Regions from separate parts of the Mus musculus genome. Here all the other regions are linked to region 1. A link is a loop called in an ENCODE intact Hi-C map of the cell type or tissue named here. Cell type or tissue: left cerebral cortex. All regions are shown on one strand.

What was found. A loop is a pair of places that touch in the nucleus more often than their neighbours do. Peaks named below come from ENCODE experiments on the same cell type or tissue, not always from the same donor. Only the 100,000 strongest peaks of a DNase experiment are listed, where the experiment ranks them.
Region 2: it touches region 1 in a loop (2.7-fold over the local background); 2 of 42 quality-filtered maps call a loop at or near these places.
Region 3: it touches region 1 in a loop (2.3-fold over the local background); 2 of 42 quality-filtered maps call a loop at or near these places.

The regions. Positions count from the first base shown.
Region 1 is chr16:30,980,608-30,988,607 of GRCm38, reverse strand. The region is part of intron 3 of Xxylt1 (xyloside xylosyltransferase 1); the gene reads left to right. Among named protein-coding and RNA genes, the nearest start is that of Gm15742, 8.1 kb to the right of the region's middle. In left cerebral cortex, CTCF peaks have their summits at 3,256 and 4,031; DNase peaks (open chromatin) are centred at 3,568, 4,699, 5,173, 7,054 and 1 more place; H3K27ac peaks cover 4,384 bases.
Region 2 is chr16:30,693,182-30,701,181 of GRCm38, reverse strand. No RefSeq gene overlaps it. Among named protein-coding and RNA genes, the nearest start is that of Gm33502, 96 kb to the left of the region's middle. In left cerebral cortex, no CTCF peak of the experiment used is centred here; DNase peaks (open chromatin) are centred at 2,337, 3,192 and 3,768.
Region 3 is chr16:30,922,559-30,930,558 of GRCm38, reverse strand. It overlaps Gm46565 (a long non-coding RNA gene), which reads left to right. Exons shown (of 3, transcript XR_001781996.1): 2 at 2,113-2,198. Among named protein-coding and RNA genes, the nearest start is that of Gm46565, 26 kb to the left of the region's middle. In left cerebral cortex, no CTCF peak of the experiment used is centred here; DNase peaks (open chromatin) are centred at 733, 1,206, 3,964 and 4,197; H3K27ac peaks cover 1,454 bases.

The sequences.
Region 1 (8,000 bases):
TGTGAAGCTCTTAGGTACACAGTCCTGCCTAGGTTTATTGGATAACTTTTTCTGAGTTGTGGTGGTTTGAAAGACAGTGTCCCCAGAGGCTTAGACATTTGAACCTTTGGTCCTCAGCTGGTGGCACTGTTTGGTGAGGTGGTGTGGCCTGGCTGGAAGAAGCACGTGCCAGGGGAGTGTTTTGAGAGTTCACAACCTGGTCACATGCCCAGTTTTCTCTCTGCCTGATGCTTGTGGTTGAAGATGTGACTGATCTTCTTACAGCGTCCTGCTTCTGGCACTGTGTTCCGTGTTTCCCACAGCTATGACAGACTCTTAATCCATATGGAGCCGTGAACCAAAACACTCTTTCTTCCACAGTTGCTTTTGGGCATGCGTTTTATCACAGTAACATAAAGGTAGCTAATGCATTGAATTTTTCTTTTTCTTTTTTTTTTTTTTTTTTTAGACACAGATCCCTTCTGTCCCATGACATTTAAGGCTCTAGGACCTGTGGAGTCAAAGAGCCACAGGCTTTTGAAGGACTATCTGATTTGTGTGCTCTTGGTTACATCCAGGCCAGCAACCAGCACCTAGAAGCCTTACTCTCCAGCAGTGAGCATGCCAGTGTCCAGAAAGGCAGGCTGTGGGCTTCCTGCCGTGGGTTCTGGTGTTTTAAGACATGGTTTGCAGCCCTGCCTTGAAATCTAGTATCATGCTTAATTGGTCTCAGAACTATCAGCTCACCAAGCCACCTGTCACCGGAAACTTGAGCAGTGCTGCGAGTCCATTAATAATTCAGCTGACGAGTGTCTTCAGACACAGACAGCCCTTACGCCTCTGCGCTCACTCATCTTCATCTGCCTCCAGAGGAGTCACAGAGAGTTCTCTGTTACAGAGATGCTAATGATTCCAGCAGTAGTGGTACCTCATGCTCTCCCAGAATCCCCTAAACCTCAGCAGTTGGAAGAGGAATGACTGATATAGACCAGTCCCACTCTAATTGCATTAGCCCCCTTGGAAGGTGGTGGGTTTGGAGGGCGGGTCAGCCAGTGACCTGTTTGTGGTTGAAGAGGCAATGTCTACCTTCAGCTGAGGCAGTCCTGGGGAGTGGGTGCCACTGGCAAGTGTCAGGCAGCTTTTGCTCTAGAGAGTAGAGGCTTGTGTACTGAGCAGCGGGGATCTATTCTTTCCTTACCTTTAGCATTGTTCAGCACTCGGGAAGAAGAAAGGCTTTTACAGTTTGTCTCACATATTTTGGTGGAACTTGTTCGAGCTGACTGGATCTGGTCCTCAGTCCCATCCAGTAGAATGATGGACTGTCACCTCTAAATGAGAATGTAGACAGCTTCCAGCCCAGCAGCCAGCCCAGCTCCTTTTTCTTTCTTTTTTTTTTTTTTAAGATTTATTTATTTATTATATGTAAGTACACTGTAGCTGTCTTCAGACACACCAGAAGAGGGAGTCAGATCTCGTTAGGGATGGTTGTAAGCCACCATGTGGTTGCTGGGATTTGAACTCGGGACCTTCGGAAAAGCAGTCGGGTGCTCTTACCTGCTGAGCCATCTCCCCAGCTCCCCAGCTCCTTTCTCATTGATCGAGAGTGAGAAGATAGAGTCAAGGTCTCCCTCCTCCTCCTCCTCCTCCTCCTCCTCCTCCTCTTCCTCTTCCTCCTCCTTCTCCTCCTCCTCCTCCTCCTCCTCCTCCTCCTCTTCCTCCTCCTTCTCCTCCTTCTCCTCCTCCTCCTCCTCCTCCTCCTCTTCCTCCTCCTTCTCCTCCTCCTCCTCCTCCTCCTCCTCCTCCTCCTCCTCCTCCTCCTCCTCCTCCTCCTCCTCCTCCTCCTCCATGGTCTTTTGTAGAGCTAGGGAGATGCTGAGCTCCTGACTCAGCCCCAGATCCTGCCTCTGACACCAACTGTTCTTATTTCCCTGGTGCCATGATGCCGGGGAGCGTGTCTGCCCAGGTTAGCATGCTCATGAGGCGTCTAGTCAGGTTCCTTACACCCTGTCAGTCGTCAGTCATGTAAGATAAAGACTTCCTCCTTAAGCTTTTCTGGGCAACTTTGTGGGGTTTGGTACTGGCAGTTGCCTCTTCAAATTCTCCAGATCTTCCTGTGGAATCGAGCATGGTCTTTAGAGAAGGATTGGAGAAACCAACCCTTCTCATCCCTCTGTAGCCTTCATCCCTGTTATGTTACAGAGTGCCAAGCATGGGACAGTCTGCGGCTAGTCACTGATCTGAGATCCGCCATTCTCATACTACATGCATACTAAAATAAATAAACAAACACATACAAGAGGCACAGGTGGTCTGAGCTGGGAATGGTGTGGTCTCTAGGCCTTTAGCCCCCCAAAGGAGAGGCTCAGAGCTCTGGAAGAATAATTCACAGCCATCAAACTGTGACCCAGCCTCCAGCACCTGCCACAAAGCTGCTCAGACACTTACCCAGGAGCAGTGGCAGAGCAGGAGCAGGTAGTGTGACTGCAGGTCAGAGAAGTGAGTCCATGGGGCACAGTGAGGGACATGTGCGGGCTGTGCCAGGCACGCCTTGACCTCCACTCTCTCCAGTCACAAGAGCTGCTCGGAGCTGGCCCCATCCTGCCCCTCAGCACCCGGAGCCTTGACAAGGGGATCCAGAGCATCCTGAAGGGAGTGAGCCTAAGGCAGTAGGTATCAAGGGCTTCTTCCATGGGCACTGCTTGTGGACCCAGGCCCATTAGGAGAAACACTGTTGGGATAGTGGTCGGAGCGCCACAGATGCCTATAGCATATGTAACATTGCTAGGTGTCCATGCTCAGCACTTCCTATGTAGGTGCACTTCTTCACAGCTAGTACAGAATTGATATTAACATTGCCCCATTTTCCTGATGAGAAAATAAAGACATGGGTTATACATACACCCTCCTAAGACCAGCCCAAGTCCCTGATAAGGTAGAGCCAGGACTCCAGGCAGGGCCAAGACTCTGTATCAAGCTTGTCTCAGGCTGGTAGAGGCCCTGAAGCAGCAGAGAGGGCAGATGTTGGGGCTCCCCTCCCCGGGAGTATGGGACTGACCTTCGCTGGTCATGGTTCAGTCCTCCCATGAGCGGATCATTCTGTCCTTGGGGCCTTGATGTTTGCCTTAGAAATCTAAACTTTTCACTTTCTGAAAGAAGAGAGACCGACCATGTGAGTGTTGACTGGAACATGAGCCTAGAGAAGCTGCCAGCGCCCCAGTCCTCCGGCAGGAATCCTGCAGGCGCAGCAGGAACTTCCCACCCTGAGGGTCTGAGAGCCAGGGACAGAGCCTGCTGCCACAGTTGTCCCTAAGCAGCCTGCTGGCCAGCCAATGACCCCTCCCGTCTTTTCTCCTTCAGCTGGGGCCCTTGCCTTGTTGTTGCAACTGCAGAGCAGGCTCCCTAGCTATTGTTCTTGGAAGCTTCCAGTGCTCTGAGGACCTCTGAGAAAAGAACAAACAGCTAGGAAAACACAGGAGAGTTTAAAAGTGTTTGTGAGTTCTGTGCTGCGCGGAACAAAAGAGGCATTCGCTAGACTCAGCAGTGTTCTAGGGTAGTGAGGATGAAGCAGCCCTTTGAGGTCTGCTCATGGGCTCTGCTCCGTGGTGGCTGGAGACGCTGCTTGTGTCCGGTGCCTGGCACCTACCCGGGAGAGGGGGCTGGGAGCTGCCTTGGATCTCAGTGCCTTCAATCCTCACCCGGTTCCCAGCTCCCTCCTTTCATCTCACTAGAAGGAAGTCAGTGCCATCGTCCAGTCCCGGCTGTTTGATGCCAGCAACCCAGCCACCCGGCTCTCACAGAACACCTCTAATTGCCTGTGTTCAGCAGAAATAATGAGATCATATTTACAGAGAATCCTATGGTTCCACTAGTGATGATGTGGCTCTCCTTGCTGGATAGTTTGTCTCTCTTATTACATAGGTGTTGTCTCTGTTTTATCAAAACAACTGAGACTGCAAGGTGGGAACTGGCATTGTGGGCCTGCCAGCAACGCCTTGAAGAAGAGCTACAACTCCTCAGATGGCACTGCAGTGAGGGGACTGAGACTGGACGCCTCATCTCCACCACCAGGGACCCACTGTCATCCTTGTCTAGGAAAGTCTCCATGCCCAGCCTCTTGCCTGCTGAATGGGCTTAAGTCACTGAGGTTCCCAACTCCCTTTCCAGCCTCCGGGGTGTAGCCCTGAAGGCCTAGGCCAGTCTGTGAAGGTGCTCGCCTGCCCAGTCCTGGGTGCTGGCCTGCAGCGCCTCAGCAGTGGTTGTAAAGGAGCTGCCTTCTGCCTGTCTTCTGGGGGCCAGCACGCTTGCATCAGGCCGTTCCTCCTTGTGTCTTTCCTATGAGTCATGGCTGTGCAGACTCAGTGGTGGTGTGGTGTAGCATGGACCATAAAGCATTATTTCTCCAGGAAGATCTGTGTTGGGGATGAAAACAGCCTTGGTCCTTGGTGCCAGAGAAGGGTGGGAGGGAGTCCTGGCTGGATGCAGCTGTATCCATCCATGGTCTGTGACAGCAGTTGGGGGGTAGTCAGCTTTCTTCAAAGGATGGGCTTTTCCATTGAGGTTTCAGACAGGCCTTTAGGACTGTCCTTGCCCACTCCACACAATCCCATGACTCCTGCACACTTTTGGGGGTGGCATGAGTGTTCCTTGAGGAGTGTGCCTGCATCCTGTCCAAATGGCTATTTCTCTAAGAAGGAGCAGCTGCCCTGGAGGAGGTACCCAGCATCTGCCTGTGGGAAGAATAGTGCTGTTGAGCTAAGATGAGAAAGCCGAGGTAGTAGAATCGCTGTGCCTGTTCGGGGAGGCGGGGAGGGAGAGCGAGAGCGCCTTGCAAGCATTCCCTGAAAGTAGGTTCCTGAGGAGAGAGTTCAGCAGTGAGAGAAGGAACTCTCTTGAGGACACAGTTTCCAGAAAATAGATGAGTTGTCAGATCAGAGGAAACTCCTCCCCACAGTTTCCAGTGTCACTCTTAGGAGACAGGGGCACAGAGGCTAGAGAGCATCTCCCTGAGTACTGTGGCCCTGGGTGGCCATCCTTATACACTGAAGCCTCTAATTAGTGCTTTTCCCTATGGCCTGTAACAGTGGCTGCCCGTGAGAACTGGGTCCAGCAGAAACCTCAGAGTGGGAGAAGTCAGGGACCCCTGTGTTTGCTGCTTTGGCTTCCACGTGCAGATGCTGCTGGCGTAGGGGTACAGTGGTTGCTGTTGGAAGTGCTGACTGAGGACATCTGCGCTGTCAGGGCTGTGGCTCTTCCTTCCAGATGCTCATGTGAGAGGAGAGAACATAGGAGGGATGACATCTCATGTCTGGAATCAGGAGAACCTTGCAGACAGTGGAAGCAGTTGGCAAAGAGCAACTGCCTTCGTGGAGTGTGAGGGGCTGGGGAGCAGATGCCTTCGTCTCCTGTTGTCTGGAAGCCCCTTCCCTTCTTCCCATCCACATAACTCATTATAAGAATTATTTACCATCTACAGCCAATCATTTAAAAACACACAACGCACTCGTGCAAGCTCCTTTAAAGTAACTCAGCTGGAGTCACATTAATCACTCACTGTCCCTGAGAGTTGCCTTGCTGGCTCATCGATACTTCATGAAACATCTCCGGAGTGAGCAGGCACACCTCATATTTCATTCTTATTTATTCTATAGTAAGGTAGTCTATATTTTATTCAGTCATTCTTATTTCCGTGGGCATTCACTTTGCTTCTGGTTTTTTATTTAATGTATAAGTAATGCCATTATTTATAAATGTGCTTGTGTGTCTTTGTGAATTACTGTTTTTATTTCCCAGGGGTAGATTCCATAGAATATTGAGCTGAAGGGTAGGTAGATTTATAATTTTGATAGGTGTTTCCAGATTGTTCATCCCATAGACCATAATAATTTTCCTTTATATTAGCAGTCTATACAACCACCTCTTTCCTGCCCACTCGAGCTCGGCTGTCATTGTCTGGTTGTGCTGGCCTGATGTGTGGGCAGTAACACCTCATTGCTCTGTAGATTTCCAGTTGCCTGACTCCAGTGAATCTCTGCATCCTTTCCTAAGACTATCTGCTGCTTGAGTTGTTTGTCCGCAGATCACCTGCTGTGTCTTTTCTCTTTCTTTCCCAGCATTCCTAGGGTGAGAAGAAGCCTCTGGGCCAGGTGTGTAGTCAAGAATGTGTAGTCAAGATACAGATCTATAGCTTGGGTAGTGACAGATCGGAGGTTCTATGCCGCTCTGTCTTAAGGATCTGTGACATTTGAGCTCATTGAAACTTGTGTCTAGTTCTCATCTTCATTATGGAGCATGCAAAGTTCTTCCGGCATGGTAACTAACACACACATTTCTTGCTTCTGACATGGGTGTGTAACACATAGGCTTTGGGAGATAAATGCATATCAGGTGCTAGAGAATTCCTAGTCAGCAGTCTGGGTCGGGGAGTAGAGCCTGGGGCAAGAATTGGTTTTGAGTGCCCCATCCTGAGTGCTCATTGCTGAGTGCCCCATCCAGAGTGCTCATTGCTGAGTGCCCCATCCAGAGTGCTCATTGCTGAGTGCCCCATCCAGAGTGCTCACTGCTGAGTGCCCCATCCTCTTCTTTTCCTCAGATCCCAGCCAGCACTGTGTGCAGAACAGATGCCCCACATCTGTGAGCCTTATGACATGCAGGATATGAAGAGAACTTGAGTCTGGCGTCAGGAGGTGCAGGAATCTTTTCCCAGCTCTCCAGGCAGAGGTCATCCTTGGGACCTCAGACCCTCCCTCCATCATGGGTGCACAAACGTGGCTCTGGTTTTAGGGAGAGCCAGTCTGGCTGGCTGTATTCTTGGGTCTACCGGCAGAAGGTGGCACACTATAAAGCTTCCCTTGAGAGGTTTGGACTGGGTGAGCTTTCAGGATAAGTCGCCACCCTTACAGAACGGAATGCAGAGATGGTTCCCCAGCAGATTTTTATCTCACTCTGTTAATTGACTCTTGGAGTGTTCGTGGAATTTCACTCCCTTGGGCCTGGCTCTCGAGGCCTCATGGCCTGGCGCCGACTCTGCAGTCTGGAGCCAAGTTGGACAAAGACTCGCTGCTCCTCAGGCTGTGCCCAGTGGTCATGTTACTATCTTTGCTTGTGCTATTCTGGCCGCTAAGGCTCCTTACTGGCTCTTGGCTGCCTTTCACAGCAGCTCAGGATACAGTCAGGGCTGCCTACAGTCCTCTTCGAGTGTGCATAGTCATCGTTGGGTCCCTGCCTGCCTTGTCATTGAGTCTTGGGGACATAGTGTAGTGTTCCTTCCAAGGAAACTCTAGGTCTGTAGTTTGTTCAGTAAATGATTAGAAAGTGAAGCAGAAAGTTAAATAAAAGGTAAGTACGTGTGTGTGGCCAAATCAGTGAGAGAGAGAGAGAGAGAGAGAGAGAGAGAGAGAGAGAGAGAGAGAGAGAGAGAGAGAGAGAGAGGCTTCACAAACACAGCATCAGCGCTGGGGGTAAGACATGGGTGCTGGGGCTTCACAGCCTGCCCTTGAATCCATTCTCCACTGCCACGTAATGCTGAGGCTTTGACAGGCTGTCTTTGTACTTCAGTTTCCACATCGGTCAGGTAGGAGTCAGGATGATACCCTCTTGTAGAAAAATTGAAAATTAAAATGTGTAAGAACCTCTGAACAAGTCTCAGCACATAGCAAGTGTTAATGTCCCTTAGCAGACCAGCTATTCCAGGAGAAATTACATCGACTTCTTACAGACTTGTCAGAAGTGGAGAAAGAAGTGGGGTTGTCAGAGCCCCAGCTGTAAATTCACCTCTGTTTAGATCCTGTGTGTCTAGTCAGACAGAGGTTCTCTCGGGAAGATTCTACCCTTACTATGGCAAGAGAAAATATCAGGAAGTCCCATGGACCAAGAACCAACTTTGGCCAGACCCTGCGTGAGGGCACCTGAGAGCTCTTTCTCAGCAACCCCCAGATGTGTTCCCATCATACAGGAAGCAAGGCTCAAAAGGGACCAGTCCCTTTTCCAGGATGTTAGATCAGACTCCAAAACTCATGCTCTGC
Region 2 (8,000 bases), 290 kb after region 1:
GAATCGATCTACGGAAGACTAACTAAGTAAATGTAATAATGCGTGTGGCCTGTGGGTATAGAAAACAAATGGTAATCAGTATTTAAAGGGAGGTTTGGGGAGCAAAATGTCCAGGAGAGAAAGCAGGCTTTCCCAATGGGGAGAAGGCCAGGCAGACCCTGAGGCACAGACAGGGTCCAGGTAAGAAGGGAATCCAGATGCAGGATGGAGGTCCTAAGAGGCCAAGGGTATATAGGATCTGGCCCAAGTTGATTCTTCTGTGACAGAGGATGTCTACTGCCTTTCAACACTCCCTCACGCTGTTGTCTAGACCACAATCCTCACCCTCTCTCCTTCCCACAAGTGCTCCATGCCTCTACAGGGCCCTGGATGTACAGGTCAGGCCCCAAGGTGAGCTTCCATTGAAGAAAGCAGATGAGGTGGGGCTGACAGTGAGAACCTGTCCACATGGAGAACTTGACCCAGAGTGACAGAAGTCAGCGCTGTGCAGAAGTTTCTTCTCAAGCGGTCCTTCAGGGGCCATGCTATACAGGGACACAGCCTCTTTGCACTCTGCTGACCCCTGGCCTCAGGGCCCACCTGGAGGGAAAGAAAACAGCTCCCAACGTGTCAGCCTACATGTCTTCATCAGAGACTTCACTTTGCACCTTCCCTTACCTGTGCTTTCTGGGTCGTGACTCAGTTTTCCTTTTTCGTCCCTTTTGTCCTGCGGACGTGAAATCTATCACGTCCCCCATGTTCCACAGGCTAGAAAAGCAATTCAAATGGGAGAAAAAGTCAGGGAGAATGTGTTGTGAGTAAGCAGTCCATGTGACATTTCAGAGCCTGGACGTGGCTCTGGCTGATCTGACCCGAGGTGCCGACAAAGTGACACAGGTAAAGGCTCCATGTCTCTGCATCTGAGGCCATCAATCTAGACCCTGCTGGCAGCACTGGCTTCCCTCGAAAAAAACATTTCAAAAAGAAAAGGTCACAGTTATTTGTCTCTCCGTGTGAATGAATTCACAAAGGTCTTGGCAGCGGCTGTAACCCTTCCAGAACAAGCCCTCGAAGCTCTGTCAGGCTTTCCAAGGCAAATCCCCAGATCTGAACCCAGCCATCAGTATGGTCCCCTGCGAGTCACCTGCCCCCTACCCCAAAGCTTAACAAGAGGCACCAGCACTCTGTGAGTTTGTACTGTGGGGGAGTTGGAGTCTGGCCTTTTCACTTACTAGTGTGTGACCTTGGGCTCCATATAGACCATCCCTGAACCTTTCTAGTATGTGAAGCAAGCTTACTGGATAATTACAAACAATAAAATAGACTTAAGCAAAAGAATAAAATCCTCCAGTCATTAGTGTTGTGGTTGGAACTGGACAATGTCATGTTAAGTGAAATAAGCCGGGCACAGAAAGACAAACACTTTGTGGTCTCACTCCTGTATGGGGGCCACAAAAGTACTGTGTCATAGGGCTCTTAAGGAAACCAAGTGGAATAGCAAAATTAGAACACTTACTATGGCACCTGGCAAGATGTTCAGAAGTGAAATACACTTGGTGCTCTTGCAGAAGACTGGTACCCACAGTCATCTGAAACTCCAGATCCAGTGAGTCTAACACCTTCTTCTGGCCTTTGCAGGTGCACACACACTCACCAGTACACACACACACACACACACACACACACACACACACACACACGTCTAATTTAAAACTTTAAAAATCCTTTTTAAAAAAGAATATTTGATACAGTTCTTGACACATAATAAATGTCAATGCAAACTGGATATAATGTCCGTCACGGATAAAATAATCCCGAAACCTAGTTGTTTGGGTTGAATTTTGCCATATCACTAAATCATTGAACTCTAAAACCTGGTTTGAGACAACATAAATGCTTTATTGTTTTGCACAATCCTGAGGGTCATCTGTCCTTTGATGGACAGACAGTTCTTCTGTGGTGCCTCTTACAGTTAGTTACCACGAGAAAACAGCTGAGGGGTGGAGTTGTGTGAAGACCCTTCTGGCGAGCTCCTCTCAAATGACTACTCACTCACTTGATCCAGGCCTCGCTTGGGATAGCTTGAGCAGCTGGAGAGAAGCGGGGCATCTTCTTTCATATGGCCTTTCACATGATTGATTGGCTTGGGTTTCCTCACAGCTTGGTAGTCTTCAAGAAGTCAGACATCTCCTGGATTCTCTTAACATCTAAGCATCTAAGAGCTTGTAAGCTCTAGGGCATCTGGCCCTAGCTTCAGAAATCTCACAGCATTACTTACAATCACTTAGGGCCATCCCTGATCCCATATGGAAGAAAGATACAAGAGGGTGTGGGTGGCAAAACAAGTCCACAGGGACAGTCTTGGAGACCAGAAGGGACATATGGCTGCCTGTAGGGCCTATCAGCACATCAAAGTCCACACTGGTCTACAGTCTCCCTCAGCATCACAAGTACCAGGCACACATTTTAAAGTCCATGGTAGCTAGCACCCTCATCCCTCTCACCTTCTCCCCTACCCTAAACTCCCTCCTGCTCATGGGCTTCCCTCCCACAGCTACTCATCCTTCTTAAAATCCAGCTATTCCCACCATACACACATTCTCCATCTCCCACTCAGACTTTGTCTGTCTGTCTGTCTGTCTGTCTGTCGTCTCTTTCTCTCTTCTCTATTTTGCTATCTCACCATCTCCACTATACTCTCTCACTGTCTTCCTTCCCTAGGCCTGACCATGTTCAATCTGCTTCCTTCTCTCTCTGCTCTGGATTTTTCCAGATGCCTCTGGCTGTTCTCTTCTTGTATCTACAATGAAAGCCTTAACCATATAATGGAGTGGTCGTGTTATCAGTTTCTTTCCTGCATACACCCTCGCATACAACCATCATCTACAAAGGTCCCATGTGCTTATCTGTACAATGGAGAGAAAGACATGCTCCACAGACCGTGGGGGAGGACTAAGGTCACTACATATGGATAGGTCTAGTATAGTACTGGGAAGCATGTAAGCTCTCCTGTCCCAAGCAAGAAGAGATGCTCACACAGCCCTCTTAGCCTTTGCTGGAGGGACCACCCTAAGTCCAGGCTGCTGTCACTCTTCCTGTCTCTCAGCTCTGTGTGTGTTCTCCTGTAAGTTTAGTTCAGCTCCAACACCTGCTGGCTGAGTGGCTGGCACTGAATAAGTAATGGATTGTTCAGAAACAGAGTTGTCAACTCAGGCTGCCTCGCCAGGCTCCTTGAATGGATCTTTTGCTAAATCTGGAATGAGTTATTTAAAAATTAAAGAAAAAAGGGCTTGAGCTACCTGAGCTGAGAAATTTCCCAGATGCTTTTGTGTTCTGCTGGCCTGCGTTCTTTGAAAGCCAGCAGGAACCCCACACATGATCATTTGGGATTTAATAGAAATTACTAGCCAGCTGGAGAGAATTCAGATGACAAGTTACTGGGGACAATTTTAACGCTGTATTCAGGGCACCAGAGAAAACCACTTAGCTCTCAGCGGCTAGCTCTGTCCTATATATCATTGTCCCCAGTGCGGGTCTGACGGGAAGGAGATGCCAGAGTAGGAATGGGGAAGGTATCTGTGGCTCTGTTTATGCCTGGCCCTGAGCCCCTCTCTGCTGACCCTCCTTCCCGTGGTTCAGCTTCTAGACCATGCAGGTGCAATGCCACATCTCACACTCTATCAGTGCTCTGAGCTCAGTCCACACACCCACTGTCCACCGGACAGCTTTCTCTGGACATCCTTCAGTTACTTCCCCAAGTATGTCGAAGGCTCACTGCCCACCCTCCAGACTCTCACCTCCTACACATGCCTTGTCCTGCACCAGTCTCCACAGTTCCTGCTGAAGCTCACACATCCAACCCGTTCCCACTTTCATCACTTCACTAACACAATTGTCTTTAGATTAAGCATCTAGTCTGCACCCCACTCCATAACTGTTATACCCCCATCACATCATACCCTGGGTCCTTACTCAGTCTGTCAACTTTCCTCCTCGGATTTGGATGCACTTAGCACCCAAGGACACGTGAGCCAGTGCCTTAGGTTTTCTCTGTCTCTGTCTATTGGTCTCTCTGTCTTTCTGTCTCTGTCACTATTTCTATCACTATCTCTCTTTCTGTCTGCCTGTGACTGTCTCTGTCACTATTTCCATCTCTATCTCTTTATCTGTCTGTCTCTGTCTCTCTCTCTCTGTCCCTCTCCCTCCCTTCTGCCCTCCCTCTCCCACTCTGTGTCCACTTCTATGTATCTATTTCTGTCTCTATACCCTGTTCCCCAACTGGATGCAACTGTATGTAAATTACTTTCTCTTGTTACTGTGGCAACATACCTGCTGAAAGCAACTCAAGGAAGGAAGGTTGGCTTTGGCTCGCAGTCTGAGGGTACAGTCCATCATGATGGGAAAGCACCTGGTTACATTGCACCCACAATTAGGAAGCAAAGAAAAATTAATGCTGGTGTTCCGCTGGCTTCCTGCATCTTTCATTTTTATTTCGTCCAGTCGACTGGATAGTGCTGCCCATGTTCATTAAACTTCTCTGAAAACCCTGCTCAAGCACAGCAAGAGGCGTGTCTCCTATGAGATTCCTAGTCAAATTGACAGTGAAGATTAACTAGCCATCACAGGTCCACTCTTTGTCACTTTGACACCAAACACATCACTGTGTTTGTTTGTTTGTTTGTTTGTTTTTGAGACAGGGTTTCTCTGTATAGCCCGTCCTGGAACTCATTCTGTAGACCAGGCTGGTCTCAAACTCAGGAATCCTCCTGCCTCTGCCTCCCAAGTGCTGGGATTAAAGGCATGCGCCACCACTGCCTGGCCAAACACATCACTTTTATCCACAGCAACACACAAACTGCTGGTTTGGCCTCTGTAGAGAATCCTGAATGAATGAAGAGGGAGTTTCCCTGCTCCCCTCCTCCTCCTTCAGGAGGAAGCAGGAGTCTTGGTAGATGAACACCTGTGACCCAACCAAGGCTACCAAGGGACCCAAGTCCAGTTGCTCATAAACCTTCTAGGCTGCTCCCCACAGGCACCCACTATCATGCAATCATGCAATTGCATGAAACTTCATCCTTTGGATGTCAGAGCTTCTCACACTAGAGACATCTCCTCACAGAGAAGGCTCCAGCTCAGAGTCACAGAGGCCAGTAGGATGTGGGTAATAACTAACATTTGCTACCAGATACTGTTCTGCAGGCTTTCTTCACCATAACCCTAGGAAGTAGGCTCTGCTAATACCCCACCCCTGGCCAACGAGGAAACGGAAGCACTATGAGATTAACACCTTGACCTCGAGCTCACTCTGTGTACTCTTCCCACGTGTACATGGGCTCTGCGTTGGTAAATAGAGCCAACTGTCACTAGCTGTGCCGTTTAAGTGAGGAAGTAAAACCCAAAGAGATCAAATAGTACCATAAGATCATGTAGCTAATGGCAGCGGAGTCCGAGTCATCCTCCAAGCCCTCTGACCACAACCCAAGCCCTTTCAAGCCAGTGACACCAGTTGCCACCTATGTTTGTTGCAGAGGGCAGTATGGTGTGTGTGAGCTGCTGTGGGGACTCAGTCTTCCTGCTCTTTACAAACCTACTGACCCCTCTGGCCACATCTCATGGTAATTATTGTCATTAATCACCACATCGCAATGGTAATTACACGTGTGTGGGCAAAGGCTGCCAAGGGCTTTCATAGGCTCACATCTCAAGGTAAGACAGGACAGGACAGTACAGAACACTCTCTTTCCACTGCGGCTATTCCTCCGTTGATGCTGAGACTGGGTGTAGAAGCTAACACTTACCAAGTACCTCCCTCGCTTCAAGGCGCTGCTTGAGGTGGCAACTTGATTCTCACCGTGATTCTCTGTGATGACATCATTTCATTCATTCTTATAGATGGCAAAACTGAGCGCACAGCATGCCCAGTGTGAGGTGAGACCCTATGAAGAGCAGATCCTCCCAGAGAGTTCTTGAAACGTTTCACACTGTCTCTTTCCCATCCTTCCTGGAATCCTCTAAGCTTCCAGTCACTTCAGCCTACATGCCTCATAAGGAACAGACCTGAGGCTCCCAGATTAAAGTACCTAGGCTTGGTTTTCTCAGTTCACTGTAGGAAAAGACAACAGAATAATGAATCCTGATAGAAGCAGAGGGACTTCTGGCCCTCCCAGGTGCCTGTCTTAAAATGAGAGACCAAGAGGCTATGCAACCCAGAACTGAGGCCCTTAGGGTTATCTCCCCGGGCTTTGATCACTGCTCCTACCCCAATATTCTCAGGCCTCCAAGCCACAAACTCAGAGACCAGCTATCACCACTTCATGCCCCACAGGTCTGACCTGGACAGACAGATGCACCTGCCAGGTTTCTAGAAAATGGTGCAGCCCTCCTACCCCAGCTCACAGTTCTTTCTTCCTTGCAAGCATCCATTCCCTTCACCCCCTTTCATAGCCCTCTTTATTAAAAAAAACAAAAAACAAAAAACAAAACTAAAAACTTTAATCAGCATTAGAGCTAAGCAGATATCTACCTTTTAAGCTATTAGAATCCACTTGCCCATCAATAACCCAAAGTTGTAATTTTCCATGTTCCATCTGGGCTGCACTTAACTCAGTGGGCCAGTCCTCCCCTCTCCCTCTCCCTCCCCCTCCCCTCCCCCTCCCCTCCCCCTCTCCCTCCCTCTCTCTACTTTGCTTTGTTTTGTTTCACCTTTGGAAGAAAACTTCTTCTTAAATTGACTGTGTTCTTGTTCTTCAAGACAAGACCTGAGGCTGGGGATGTAAACTGAGCTAATAGAGTTCTTCTCTAGTATGCAGAAAGCCCAGAATTTGACTCCAGACATCACTTAAGCTAGGTGTGGTAATGCATGCTTGGAATTCCAGCACTTGGAAGAGGGTAGAGAATCAGAAGTTCAAGGTCATCTTTGGCTACATAAAGAGTTTGAAGCCATCCAAGAAGTGGGGGTGGGGGAGATAAAAGCTGAGAAGAAACTTTCACCCAGTAACAGATGAATAGATGAATGAATGAGATAACAGTAATACTGAGCAGTATTTTAATGATGAGTTTGTTGGGATTCAGACCCAGGACAAATAGCCAAGGTGCATATTTTACACACCAAGTCTGACCTGGCCACCAGGCTCTCCCAGCATCCCTCAGTCCCTACCTGTTACAGAGCATACCCCACCCTCTTCCCTGAAGCTGCCCCTCCCCCAGAAGCTCTTCCCTATATAATCCAGACATTTTGGTCGCTCTCTCCCTATGTGCCTGTGGTTTCAGTTGTTTTCTCCATAGTTCAGGTCTAACCACTGAGCTTCTCTATCTAGCCCCTTGGAGTGCCCCAGGTCTAGCCTCTCACCCTTTCACACACACACACACACACACACACACACACACACACACACACACTTGTATCTTCTTTTGGAGAAAAGCAGCCTATGCTCTCTCCCTCCCTTGCACACCTTTCCCAGGTCTCCCCCTGCCTCAGCACCAACCATCCTTCTCCCTTCTGAGTTCTACTCATCTCCCAAGTCCCCCCCCCCACACACACACACGCACCTTGCCTTTGCCCTTGTAGAGGCAAGTGGGGGCTACAACAGAAGGGATAAAGCAGCTTGGGTGGTCAGGAGTCCTTGGTCCATGCCTCTTCATGGATTCCACCCCCATAACAGCAGGTAGTATATACTGTATCTCATTGCCATTCTGTAACAATAAGCATCATCTCTGTTCTCAGCTACAGACTCCAACTCCAGCTGATTAAAAACAGACACGCATTAGAAGGCAAGATTCATGCTGGCTGAAAGACCAGAGCACTCAAATCAATGTCTAATCTCTGGGCCTGTATTTTCCATTGTGGCTGCTATAGGATAGTTGGATTCCCTAGTCACTAGCTCTCCTCTCAAGACATGACCGACCGTGCAAACCTAAGGCTTGGATTCTATGTTCTATTTCCTGATAAAAATATAAGTGAGGTAGGTTGCAAGCAGCAGAGTTCCACAGCTCTTAAACAACACTAAAGTCTGTGGTTGTCC
Region 3 (8,000 bases), 58 kb after region 1:
AACCTCATAAGAAGTTCTCTGGGGAGTTTCTCTCTGCGAAGTCACCACAAGCAACACTCAGCAGCACAATGTAAGGCGAACCAGTACACATGTGATGTCAGCGAAGACTAGGGAGGCAAAGCAAGGCAAACCACTTCTCGAGCTCCCACTGTCTGTGGGGTCATATTTATATTCTTTTTGAATATCACACATCCTTTCATATGTCATAGCAAAATATCCTTTCACCTGTGTGCCCCAGCAAACCATCATTCGACATAACTGACTTCCCAAAGAAACCACTTCATTGTACTTATCTATTTGTTAGAACTTACTCACATAGACACACCTGCTGAAGGAAATTCTGGGCAATCAAAGCCTTACTTAGAATGATCATGAGGTCATCTAACTATTCTATAGAAGACAGGGAGGACAAATACTGGGTACCAGCAAACACTGGCTACCAGTGGTGCAGATCTGTGGAGAAGGCTATGCTCTGCGGGCAGGGGCTAAGAGTTGGGCTGTGGCGTGTGTCTAACCACTAACCACCCTCTTGGAAATCAACTCATCTGATGGTGACCCCAGTGCACAAGGGATGTGGGCATAATGATGCTGATGCCGTGGACTGGATGGTCTCTGTTCCTCGCTCATCCTCAGCCAGAAGTTGTTCACGATCTAAGTTTGCTTTGCCTGGGAGAGGCCTCCTTTGTCCATGTGCTGAGTCACACAGTTTCCAAGGCAGATCTCAGTTCCTGATGCTGCCTGAATTTCTCTTTTGTAGAATCCTGGGATTTCTCCTTGCATTGGGCTGTTGGCCGCAAGGGACACATCTCTCCTTCAGACTTTACTTGAGCTGTGCCCCTGTGGGCAGTGCTGTAATCACCCAGCACCCAAAGCTTCCCTTTCCACTAAGGCAGGCCTCATAGTAGGTGTTTGCAACCCATTTTGCATTCAGTGCTGGGCTGAAACTCTGGAGACATAGGAGCCATCTCTATGTCTTCCCTCAGTGAGGACTTGGCCCAGAGCAGATCCCTTTGTGGATATTCTGAAGGAACACCGATGAGCAAAGGTTATCCCAACTCTAGACTTCCCATTGAATGAGAAGTTCAAATCCAAAATATGTGCTCTTGGCACCCTGGTGCTGCTTCCAGGGTATGTGGATGAATTTAGGAGACTGTGACTCAGCTGTGTAATTCTGGGTAGATTTATTTTGAAGCACCAGAAATGGCCCAGCTTACCACTTTGCATTGAGGGTGGTTCGGCTTCTGGGGCCTACTCAAAACCAGATGGAGGTAGAAAGAAGTTGGCTTAAGCTCTCTTCTTTTTCTCTCTTCCTCTGTCCTCCTCTGCCTCTACTCTCTTCTCTACTCCCCTTCCCATGCCCTAAATAAACTCGATTCTACACTACAAAAAAAAAAGAAGAAGAAGAAGTTGGCTTAAAGCAAATAGAAAAGCCACGTGCAACCCCAGAGTGTCAAGTGAACAAGTATTGTTCAAAAAAAAAAAAAAAACAACAAAAAAAAAAAAACACCAGGCTGGACACACTGTGAGTTTTAGAAATTTAGATGTCTAAATCATCTAAGTCACGATAATAAATGAAGGTCTCCAATTGTCTCTACATCTCCATGGACGCTCCTGTTTCCCAACAGTGCCTGATATGGGCTTTTAGGAGTGTTGTAAGGGGCTCTTCTTCAAGATGTGTCAAGGGAAGCCTGAGGGCCCTGCTAAGTAAGTCTGGTTCTGACATAGCTAAATCACAGGCTTATTGTCCCTTCCTTGCCTCCTCCTGGGCACAGTCTACAGGTAAAGTGGGCTTGGATGTCCCTGAGTTCGTACCTTTGCTCCCTGAAAGCAGATCTTAGTTATGGTCAGGTTCCCCAAACAGCTGGAGGGTCCTCACTACTGTGGGAGGTTCCCCTCCTGCCAAGGGGCCCTGGTCTGCCTCGTAACCCCTGTCATGGCCCCCAACTTTTTCTACCACATTTGTGCCTACAGGAAATTCCAGGCTTTTCTGGAGACCATCTTAACTACTCACAACCTTGTCCTTTGACCTGTCTGGCCTGGCTCGGCCCTAGACGAACGTAAAGTAAATAAATAGAATTCTGTTTGATCACACACAGAACATTTATCTTTCAGCAAGACGCTTCCTGAGGAAACACAGTGAAATGCTTTGGAATGAGAGACTGCTGTGTCAGTGAGGGTACGCTGTATGGAACCTCAAGGTAAGCCTCATGGGGGACCAGGCTGGGCCAGGCCTCTGCTGAGATCCCAGCTACCACATGGGCACCCCAGGCCCTACCCTTCTGCTGCAGACCTTCCAGGTCTATATCACCCTTTGGACCATCAAAGGTCCAAGCTTTCTGTAGCTGCCCAAGTTCAGGAGGGAGTGATCGTGGCAGCAAGTTCCCCCCATCCAGGAGGCACAGTCTTTCCTAGGTCTGTTGGCCAGTGTGGGGCGGGATTGTGCAGGGATACCCACATTTGGTGCTGTCTGTGGTACATCTCCTGCCTTCGCAGGAGCCTGAAGTAGGTAGGGGAATGCTAGTCCTCTTCTGGTTTGAAATGGAAACGTCTCTTCTCTAAAATGCTTGTCACAACCCTTTTATGTCTTTGTTCTTGTCTGGCCTTTGGACTCTAGAGGACAGCAGAGGTCCCAGACATTCTCTTAAGAAGCTCACAATGTCTTCTGGGAAAAGCACTTATTAAAGAGTCATGAGCTTCTCTCATAAAAGTCACACAGTAGACACCTACCCTGAGGGCCCCCTGGGCATCTTACGCTCATCACAATGAACACTGCTTCCCCTTGCTCCCAGGCTTTCTTCCACTGGGTGTCCAAATTATCCACACCTCCCCTACATCTGTCTGGTTGGCTGCTGTAACAAAATCCTCCTGAATGCAATTGTTAAACAACACATACTCATTGCCTACTATTCTAGGTCTGAAAGTTCAAGATCAACGTGTTAGCAGGTTGGCTGTCTGGCAAGGGGATTGGCTCCACACTCATAACCTGACACCTCCTAAAGCCCCACTTGATCCTAGCATGAGAGTAATGAGTGTTAGGTTTAACACACAAACTTTGGATTGGCACACATATTCAGGCCAGAGCTTGTGACCTGGTCACAGTCTGGACATATTAGCCAGCTCTCCACCATTAGAACAAAATCAGACAGGGAACTTTAAAAAGGAGAGAGGCTGCTTTGGCTCATGGTTTTGAAGTTCCATTGAATAAATGAGTGGCCTCATTGTTTAGGGTCTCTGATGGAGGCACTGGATTGGAATAGTGGGGAGCACTGAGCATAGCAAACTCCTTACATTATGAGCCAGGAAGCAAACAGCAAGACGGGAAATGGAAGATGCGGAGGTCCCATAATCCCCCCGTAAGGCACACACCCAGCGACCTAATGGTGTTCTGTTAGGCCTCACTTCCTAAAGGTTTCACCACCCCTCAATAGTGTCACCTTAAGGACAATCTTTGAACACCTGGGCCTTTGGAGACACTATACAAGTCCCCTGACCAGGCAATTTTCTGATGTTCCAGAAATGTTCTTTGTGAAAAAGCTGTTTCATTTGATACAGTTAAACTGTATCATGCATCCGACCATCCACTCATCCCATCCCACCATCCACCCATCCTACCACCCACTCATCCCATCCCACCATCCACCCATCCTAACACCCACCCATCCCATCCCACCACCCACCCATCCCACTATCCCAGATCCCTTTGAAGCTGTGTATCGTGACATGAAGAGGACTCAAGCTGTGTCTACAGGGACAGTAGCCTTTATGACTACCCCCCATACCTGCCAACAGGAGGCAGGTTAGGCTGGGCTGAAGTAGGGAGCTCTCATAAGACTTTCGATCACATTTCACCCCACACAGCAAACATCTGAACCATCCACAAGAAGAAACCCAGGCCACAACATAATGGTTGGCATAAAAAGCAGAGATCTGGGATGTGGTAAAAATCAGGCAAAATGAGCTCAGCAGGCACAATATATTTTTAGAAACTGGAGGAGCTTGAAGGACAACTAATATGTGTTCAGTAGGGAGAATAAAAGCAGTTGCACTCTCCATGGCCAGACCGCACACATTACCAGGAGTTTCTACGGCGTCTACATCACAGCAGAAGCAGTGTTAGGAGAGATGTGGCTTACACATGGCCACAGAACTGAACTCAGTCCGTCCGATGCCAGTTTCTGTCTGGGGAGGATTCCTTATTTCTATCAGCTTCCTTTTAACCAAGACAGCTAGAGTGTTCACAAACCAGTGGGCGTAGCCATTGGACAGTGTAGACTTAGCACTTACAGGGTAAGATAAGCCGTTACATGGTTTGTTAGCATTCTGGGAACCAACCATTGGGACTTTCTATCAGCTACATCTCAAGATACGTGTTGAGATCTCGGAATGAAGAAAAGAAATGAAAGAGGAGGACGTGACTGCTCCTAGGTGGAGAAGAAAGCTTATTGTAGATATGAGGGAGAGCATAGCAGAAGGCAGAGACAGAGGCGTCTGAAGCCAGAGTGAACATCACCCTGAGCCTGCTGTGTGAGGAGGAAGGGGAGGGAAGGGGAGGCCAGGAGACTAAGAAGGAGGAAGGGTAAAAAAAAAAAGGCTAAGAAAAAAAGGGGGTGCAAGTAGCCAAAATGGCTGGATTACATAGGGCAGGGCAACCCAGCCATTCAGGTTAGGGGTCAGGGTATGCCAGCCAGGAAGACCCTGTAATAGGTAGAGACTGGTGGATGCTGGGAAAATCTGGCAGCCAGGTCTGCTTGATATGGTAAATAGACATCTCAGCTGTTTCTCCTGGGTTTGGGACCTAACAATCTACTTCCTGTTTATCTTCCCACAAACATATGTGGCTCTGGAACTGGACCAGGCTGGAAGTCTGATGGTTGACGTTGCCATCCGTCCTGGTCTTGTAGGAAGGAGTGAGTGGTATGACCTTGTCAAAATCACACTTCTCACAACAGTTAGTACTACAAGAGCCTGGCATTCAGATGTATGCCCAAGTGCTCACAGTGTTGCTGCCTGTGAGCATAAGAGCTTGAAGGCGGCCACGGGGAGGGGAGTAGAACACAGTGCCCCTGTGTGCATCCAAGCAGACTCCAGCGACACTCACCTCAGGGTGTGCCCAGCCCTGCTCATCTCATGCCCTAATCCAGGGTTGCTGTGAATGCCCAGTGGTGCACTGCAGGAGTAACATGTCATTCCTGGGTTTAGGTTTCACAGAGACAGGGGCTTCCTCTTTCATTTTATTCTCCATCTCCCTCCCTCATCCCTTGCTCTGGGGGAACTGTCTTTGAGCAGCCCTGAAGGGGTCTGCACGCTGCAGAACTTAGGTAACTGCCCAGAGCTGTGCAAGGGAGCCATCTTATCTGATACACCAATCTTTAGCCCCCAGGGAAGCCTCAGATGACCGCAGTCCCTGCTCACAGCTTAGCTACGATGTCACCAGAGGCCCTGACCAGAACGACCAGCACAAGCTGGTCCAGGATTCCCAATTTCAGAAGGTGGATGAGATAAGGGACTTTTCATCTGTTCATTTTTTATTTTTGTACACACCACTAAATATGGAGACAGGAGGGGAATTTGTTACACAGCAATAGATGACCAATATGTCTCAGGCTATAAATTATGCAGTAGTGGAAGCAGTGGAATAAGTCTGTGTGTGCTGATAAGGAACAGGTACTAAAATGTGTTGCTAAGAGAAAATAAATACAAACTGCAGGAAAACACAGATATCTTTTAATAATCTAAAACCCCATTACTGGCAGAGAGAGGTGTCTCAGTGGTTAAAAACACTTACTGCTTTTCCAGAAGACATGGATTCCATTTCTAGCTAACTGCCACCTGTAACTCCAGTTCCAGGGCATCCGACACCTTCAGGCAGGCACCAAACATGCACATGGTACACAGATATACATGCAGGCAAGACTCTTCTGCACATAAAATAAGCCTTAAAAATGTTTAATAAGTCTTAAAAAAAAACCACTGCTTACTGTATTCATGTATTTACATGCACGAATCTACCTGTGGTAAATAGCTCATTTTGTAGTGACTGTTGTGGTATGCGATTAATCCACTCTATATTTTCTGGCGGGTGTGCACACTTCTCCCTACCACCCCAGTGTTCTGGATCCCCAAAAAGAAAAACACACATACACAGCCTTATATTTTAAATGCCTTAAACAGCTCAATGACTTGGCCTCTCCCTAACTCCATGTGGCTTACACCCACTCTCCTCTGATATTTCTGAGTTAATACATACTAAATCTACATTTCATCTTTGCTGCCCTGGACCCTGCTTGTTGAGGTTCCCTGTTTCATGTGCTTCCTCGAGGTAAACTCGATATGGAGTTTATGGAGAGCCATCTTTGTCTATGTGGCTTCGAGGAGGTTGTCATCCACTCTGGGGTTGGACCCTGCTGGGCAGTCCTCCTGGGGCCATCCCCGCTCCCTCCCTACATGTCCTCTGTCTCTCCCTCCTGCAACTTCCCTGCGTGGTTCGTCTCCTATGCCCTCATCATAGAACAATCCCCTCTCCATCCTTCTTCAGTCCCTTCCTAGGGATCCTAGAAGTCCCGCCTCTGTCTCCTTGTCCAGCCATTGGCTGCTGGTAACTTTACTGAGCAGTCAAAACCCAACTGGGGACAGGCTTCCTTTAGTCCTATGTGGGGGACACCGTAGACAGGTTTTTGGGGTAACATAATTAGCAGAAGAACACAAGCCGCCACTACATGTACCAACTGTTAACATTAGTGCTTCTCTCAGCAAGAGAAAAAGAATGCAAAGGGGAATTTTTAATTTCTGTTCACTATACTATAGAGATGATATATACATAATGAAAACTTGTGTTGTGATGACGTCATGTAATTTTTATGCAACAGAAACGTTCTTAAAGCAACGAGGTTAGGGTACATGATCACTGGAATCTCTTTGAACTTTGATGTCTTATTGGTCTATTAAGATGGTCATGTGACCACAAAGGAAAGGAATGAAATCACATTCATCACGCTATGGACAAAAGGAGGTTTGGTGAAGCAGGCTTTGACAGTGATGCAGGAGGTGTGGGGTGGGGAATGGATCCCCTCATACCTGCTGCTGAGGAGCGACTGGAGAATCATTTAGGGGAGCTGTCTGGGCTGAGGATAGGGTAGTGACCTAAAATGAAACCTAATATCTCCACTTCCACTTGGCCATGGGCTACCTCCACTCAAAGGCATTCACTTTTAAATATAAGAATGTACTAGAAAAAAAATAAAGCTATGTTTATTAAGGGAAAACCTGTGTTGTAAGACTTACTATGCTGTACTCAAGATAGCATGACCCAGACTTTCAAGAACAAAATCTCTGAAATATCCTATGTATCCATAGATAACTAAGTTAATGTATTTTCATTCCACAAAATATCCCAAAACTACTAAAATATTCAAGCTACACTTAGCAAGTCATGAACAATGTAGAGAAACAGTTTAAGATTTTTTTAAAGAAAAAACGCTTATTGCTTAATGTCACATATTACTTGACATCATCAACAGACACTGTCCCGTTTTCTAATGTTTCTAGGGATGGAAAAGACTGGAGAAAGGGAAAAGCATAATATTGAGGGATTAATTATGAGGGGGCCTAGCCTTTAGCCATGCTGCTGTGATCTGGCGAGATACTGACAAAGCAGCAGTGAGCTGGATGTAAGAAATGTATACACTATTCATGAGTCATCAAAAATTAATTTAGGAAGAGCTGCTTCCCCATTCTAAGAGACACATGACAGAATGAGTGGACACATGGGGATTTTAAGAGCTGCCCCTCTCAACTCTGGGTGGCTGAGCATCAGCTTCAGAATGGCCTTAGAAAGTAACAGCTGGTCCCACCACAGCAGGGTGGGGTGTGTGTGTGTGTGTGTGTGTGTGTGTGTGTGTGTGTTCTGGTACAACTAGCACTGGCTCTGTTCCTGGCCCTGGTGACTTGGCTGACCAGGAAGTTCCAGTGAGCAATCATGGCTGAGGAGCCCTGATGGAGGA